Regions from separate parts of the Homo sapiens genome. Here region 1 is linked to region 2. Evidence: chromatin loops called from intact Hi-C (ENCODE). Cell type or tissue: A673. All regions are shown on one strand. Each heading gives the region's core, and the rest is flanking DNA. Links, peaks and the distances in the headings are about the cores only.

Region 1 (2,921 bases), core at 123-2,622, 79 kb after region 2:
TTTTGTGATACTTTCTCTTTACCCCAAAGCATAGGTTTTTGAATTATTAAACCATAGCAGAAATCATGAATAAAGCATTTTGAAGGAGATTCTATTATCTGAAACCTACTGTAATTTTTTCATGCTTGAATTAGTTCTATGTACTAAGGATTATTGTTTCAAATTACATTAGTGGGAATAGTTTTCCATTTTTCTTAATGAATTATTTTATTAAAAAATATATTGGCCAGACTCTGTTCTTGACTGGGTACTCAATGGTGAATCAAAGTTTCTGCACTCATTGTATTATTTGTAGTCTTTTTGGATACAGGTGTTATCTACCGTGCTCATTCATAGCCCCCCACCCCACCACTTCAGTAATTTCATTGTAAAATATGTGAAGCAGGAAGGGGAAGGGGAAATGCATAACTGTTCAATCAATTTTGCTCCTAAATGTTTGATTCCCATCTAATAAAGAACTTATGACCATTTAGTGGAATCCTGATCTTCTAAGAAATTTTTCCGTTTTTTTAAAAACAATTCTTTGATCACTCCAAAGTACTTTCTAAGCAAATCTCAGTGTTTCCCTGGTATTATTCCACTGTTTAATGGAAAGAACGTTAAGTTTGGAGTTCTAATTGGAATACTGATCCATCACTGAATAATTATATGGTCATTTTTTTTTTCTCTAAACTTCTGTTTCAATGGGAAAGCAAAACTTCTTCCCAGAGTTGATGCAACTATTGGAAGTATTTTTTGTGTACCAGGAGTACTAGGAGCTCTCTGTAAATGCTGCCCATTATTTGGTGATTAATTCAGAAGCAGCTGATCAGTAAGAGCTTAAGTAGTGGTACTGTATTCATCAGTGTGTTCAGGTTTCAGTCTTGCAGCCTGAACTCCTTTGTCTTTAGGCTTTTCTCAGCCTAACTTGGCACCTGGGGCAGCCCTAGTTCACTGTTTGTATCTTTTTGTAAGTTGATACTCCATTGCATCTGAGGTGCACAACAGCTCTTTGATTCAATCCCCAAATCAAAAGAGGTAAGATGAAGGCAGATGAAGAGAGCTAGAAGTAGTTAGTTGGACAGAAGTAGAGAGATGAATGCTGACTGGCTCTTCTCCATTTCCTGCCTGTGGCAAGCAGCCAGCTGTTTCCTTAATTCAAAATTCTGTGTGCCCTGGCAGTGATAGAGTAGATTCTTCTTACAGAATTCCCTGCTGGCGATTGCCATTTCAAAGAAGAAACTTACAGTAGAATTATTATGGTTTAGAGTGTTACTGTGTGTATAAGAGTAGGTAGAATGAAGAGCCAAGGGTTGGCATCCATTCAAAAGTGGCACGCAGAATTTTCATTTATTCCTTTACTCCTTAGCAGAGGTAGAGATGTCAGTGGAGGTCACCTACAGGCAAGACTCTCTTTGAGAAACGTCTGTGATGTTAGGTGGTTTGACTGAGCGAATCAGCCCCAATGTATGCACAGCCGACCCTTGAACAACACGGGCTTGAACTGCGTGGGGCCGTTTATATACCCGGATATTTTTTCATCCAAATGGTGATTGAAATTACAGTATCCCGGGATGGGAAACCCGTATATGGGGAGAAGCAACTTTTCGGATGTTCAGGTTCTTCAGGGCTGACTGTGGGACTTTAGTATGCACGGATTTGGGTATAAGCTGGGATCTTGAAACTGATCTCTCCCGCCTATGCGAGGGATGACTGTGTCCTGTTAACCCTGCCCTTCTGGGAATCGCGACAGCTTCTGGCCGAAGGTGGGAGCTGTTTCAATTCCACATATTCACACTCCTCATAGCCCATTTGCTATGCTATACCTCGGTACACCCCCTCATCAGCCCTGCCTATACTGCTATTTTGGGTCTGCCTTCATTATTTCTCTGCCTGCTACTCATTTAGTTTTGTCTCATTCTATTCTTTCTAGCAAGAACATCTTTATTCTACACTCTCCTCCTGCCTTGGGTCAGCTTAATTACCGCCTAAATAATCGCTAAGGCTTTGGAGTCGACCTGTTTGTTTAAAAATGTATTTAATTATGTAATTTATTTTTATTTATTGTGGTAATGTCACCGGAAAAGGGTTCTTGTCCCAGACCCCAAGAGTGGGTTCTTGGATCTCTCATGGAAAGGAATTCAGGGCGAGTGGCAGAGTATAGTATAGTGAAGGTAACATAGTTTATTAGATACTACTTAGTTGCAGAGTAGGGTGTCCTCAGAATGCAAGAGGAGGCACACCGCCATTTCAAATACAATGCTTGCTTATATAAATAGGTTTTGATGTACTCTTTTATGATGGTTTGTGATTAGCTTGTGGCAGGCTATTAATATTGTTACTTTCTTATATTACGCTTATCTTTAAAGCAAAACCTATTCTCAAACTAAGAATGGTTTTTGTTCTTAAAGTACTAGGGCATTTCCATAAGTTCTGGGTCTTATACAGTTAGTTAACACTATTAACTTAGTCCCTCAACCATGAATATCTTGTGACCAAGAGTGCTGAACCCCAGGGAAAGTAACCCAGCAGATTTGACTTTTTCCCACCTTCATTCAAGATGGAGTGACTCTGGTTAGGATGCCTCTGATGGTAGGAATACTTAACCATCATAAATTAAAAACACAAGATTTCCCTCTTAAACAATTTCTAAGTGCACAATACAGTATCGCTAACTATAGGTGTAACGTTGTACAGCAGATCTCTGGGCCTTATTCATCCTGCGTAACTGAGGCTTTATATCCATTGAACAGCAATTCTTGTTTCCCCTTCTCTTCATACCCTGGCAGCCACCATTCTATTTTCTGTTCCTATGAGTTTGACTAATTTAGATAACTCAAAGCAAAATCTTATCAGTCACAGAAGGACAAATACTGCCTAGGTTTTAATCCCTTTCCTATCCGGTGATCTTGGCAAGTTACCTGGTACTCTGTGCCTTTGTT
Region 2 (2,921 bases), core at 218-2,717:
TTCAGCAGTTAGAAAACTTTTTCTCTTTTTAAATGTTATTTACCCTTTAATTAACAAATAAATACTACTTTTCCTCCAGCTGAATGTGAAAATGAGCTTTTCTGATACCTGGAGTTTAGATACGTACAATAAACAATTGTGTTCTTAGATATCTAGTTCTAAGTACTTTAACTAAATATGCCTGGCTTTTCTTTAGTGACAAAGCATAACATTTGACATGATGTTGTATATTTAATTAATATAATGTGCATTCCTAAAAAGTACAGTAATCACAGGATTGCATCTCAAGATTTTGCCCTTTAGGAATGTATGCCCAGAAATGAATGTCTTTTATTCCCAGAGTTTAAAGTCAGATTGTGGATTTGCCTTTCTCCACAAATTATAAGTTTGTTTTGTAAATACTTCCTTTTTTTTCTGGCTACCATAAATCATTTGATATTTTATTGTCATAAAATTCTATGGCAGTCAGATTTGTTGCAGACATAGATTAGAGATGTATTGAAGATTGGAGGTGTATTCCATATTGCTGGTTTTTCTTATATTTTACTTTAACTAGTGAACTTTTATTCCTTTTGAGAAATTTAAATAAACCCACTTTAAAAGTCCAAGACAAATTCATGTTGAGAATTTAAAAATATCTGAAGTATGTCTTTCAAATCATACTCATTAAGATCAGTTTACTTTCCGATATCATGTGGTTCCTAATGTAGTAAGCTTCAAAAGCAAATTTTGAAAGGCTGAGCATTGTTGGGACTTTGATGTGTCATATACTTATTCAGTTTTCTTTGTTTAAACCAAAAATGTAAGAGTGTTTTCATTATTGTGACTTTTTTCTTAGCTTTTGCAGTTAAAGTGTAAAACTGCTGCACTGTGAGCCTCTTTAAAACCAGAACGTTCTGTAAATCCCAACTCATACATTCTTTCAGTTTCACCTCTCACTTAAAATGACACCCATGTCATATCTGAGGAAACCGAGGCATAGAAGAATAAAGAAGTATTAAAGTTTATTCACTGGGTTGTATAGCTGTGATCTCTTGATATAATGTAAGAAAGTTTTCTGTAGAAGGACTTAGATGACTGACGAAACCAGATGCAGGTAAGGTGACTTGGAAACTCAGCTTTCTCCTCTGTAAAATGGGGATAATAATACCCAACTTGACCTTTCCACATGTTTTTTATGATTAAATGAAGTAATTTATGGGAACTAGCACTGTAAATTGTAAAGCACTGTGCAGCTATCTGGGGTGTAATCATCATTAAGTGCCTTAGTCTCAGCTTTTTACTCCTTCCAAATTCTCTCTCCAGTAAGTGCAGGCTGTTCAGGATTTGTGTGTGAGTGTGTGTGTGCGCACGTGTGTGTGTGCATGTGTGTGTGTGTTTTCACTCAGCCAGTCATTCATTTAATTATTGTTTAACATAGTTATTGTTAAACATAAACATACTAGATTGGCCAGACCATAATTTTGTCAGCACAATGATCGATTATCCTTAATTTTTTTAACTTACCTCGTATAAATCCTTACTTGAGTTAGACCCATGGAAGAGTCACTATTAACATTCCTGGCATTTCTAACTACAGAAAAAAATATTTTTAGTCAGTTTCTTTAGCTGTTTGTTTAACTGTTGGTTCAGGTTTTCAACTCTGTGTTGAGAATAATATGTAGCTTTCTAGATGCAGTCTTATCAATGACCTAGAGAGGGACTATTGTCTCTCTTGTATGATAGGAGCCTGGAAATACAGCTCGAGATCCTGCTTTGTCTATAGTTCCTGACATGTCACCCTGTTGATGTGCACTTAGAATGCTGTAACTCATCTAAGCAGCACCTGAGCAGTATCTGACTCCTTGTTGTCTCTTTAGGTGAGATTAATTTCTCTTATACTTATTACCTGCTAGGAAGATACTTTGGAGCCAGCTTGCTTTAAGGTTTGCCTGTTAGTTTTTTTTGGTTTTGATTGGCTAAATATCCCTCGATCCCTCAATTCATTAAAACTCCACGTTCTAATCACTAGCAATCATATGTAGCTGGACATTTCCAGGACTGTTTTTTTTTCTCTCTCTAGTTCTCTTGCATCTGACTCTTGATTTTCCTAGGTCGTGAGATGTAGTTTTGTGTCTGGCCTACCCAGACGGAAAGAGGAGAGTCTGGCTGCTGTTTGGACATTGGCATGTGTGCTGCTGACAGCTCTTCTCTTTGTGCTCATAAAAGTGAATTTCAAAAATAAATCAACCCCTCTGCCACTCTGCCCCCTCCCACACTCCCTCCTACTCTTTTCTAGCAAAAACAGAGCCCCACATATATATACACAAGATCACAGCCCTTTTGTTTTTGCCAAATATATTTTAGTGCTGTACATGTCCTTAAGAACTGGAAATATGACTCATCCACTAACCAAAGCTAATGCCAACATTCCCACCAAATCTCATATTTCTAGCAATGATGGTTTGTTACAGGTTTTTCTGGCCTTTAAGGTAATATTTAATTCATGTGATAAGATTCCATATAGAAAAAGTGTGTTGGCTACTAATATTTTTAAAGTGCAGTATACCAGGTCTACTCAAACTGGTATTAAAGACAGTGAACATCATGCTAAATAGGGATCTGTGCTGCTCCCATTTCCCCTACTTGCTTTTCATGGAGTGCAGGAAGAGAGATGCTGGAAGATTGAGAGCAGGAAGCATCAAGAAAGTTTACAGATTGTTCTTAAAGACAAAACAAAGAACACAGGGATTCTGTGTGTGTGCACGTGTATGTGTGTGTGTGAGTGTGTGTATGTGTTTTTGATCTTTTACTTAATTTTTAGAAGAGGAAAAAAGTCCTATGGTATTTTTGACTTGTTTATTGAAATCAGCCTTTGCCTTTGCGCAAACACATTTTCTAGTTCTGTCAATGTAAAAATTTCCCTCTGTGTATTCTTCTCA

The links. A loop is a pair of places that touch in the nucleus more often than their neighbours do. Peaks named below come from ENCODE experiments on the same cell type or tissue, not always from the same donor. Only the 100,000 strongest peaks of a DNase experiment are listed, where the experiment ranks them.
Region 1: a loop joins it to region 2, with 3 times the contacts of the local background. A loop is called at or near these places in 11 of 110 quality-filtered maps.

The regions. Positions count from the first base shown.
Region 1 is chr6:128,436,671-128,439,591 of GRCh38, reverse strand. The region is part of intron 1 of PTPRK (protein tyrosine phosphatase receptor type K); the gene reads left to right. Among named protein-coding and RNA genes, the nearest start is that of PTPRK, 82 kb to the left of the region's middle. In A673, for the core only: no CTCF peak of the experiment used is centred there; a DNase peak (open chromatin) is centred at 1,121; H3K4me3 peaks cover 1,326 bases; H3K27ac peaks cover 2,303 bases.
Region 2 is chr6:128,515,527-128,518,447 of GRCh38, reverse strand. The region is part of intron 1 of PTPRK (protein tyrosine phosphatase receptor type K); the gene reads left to right. Among named protein-coding and RNA genes, the nearest start is that of PTPRK, 3.6 kb to the left of the region's middle. In A673, for the core only: a CTCF peak has its summit at 1,693; a DNase peak (open chromatin) is centred at 1,727; H3K4me3 peaks cover 632 bases.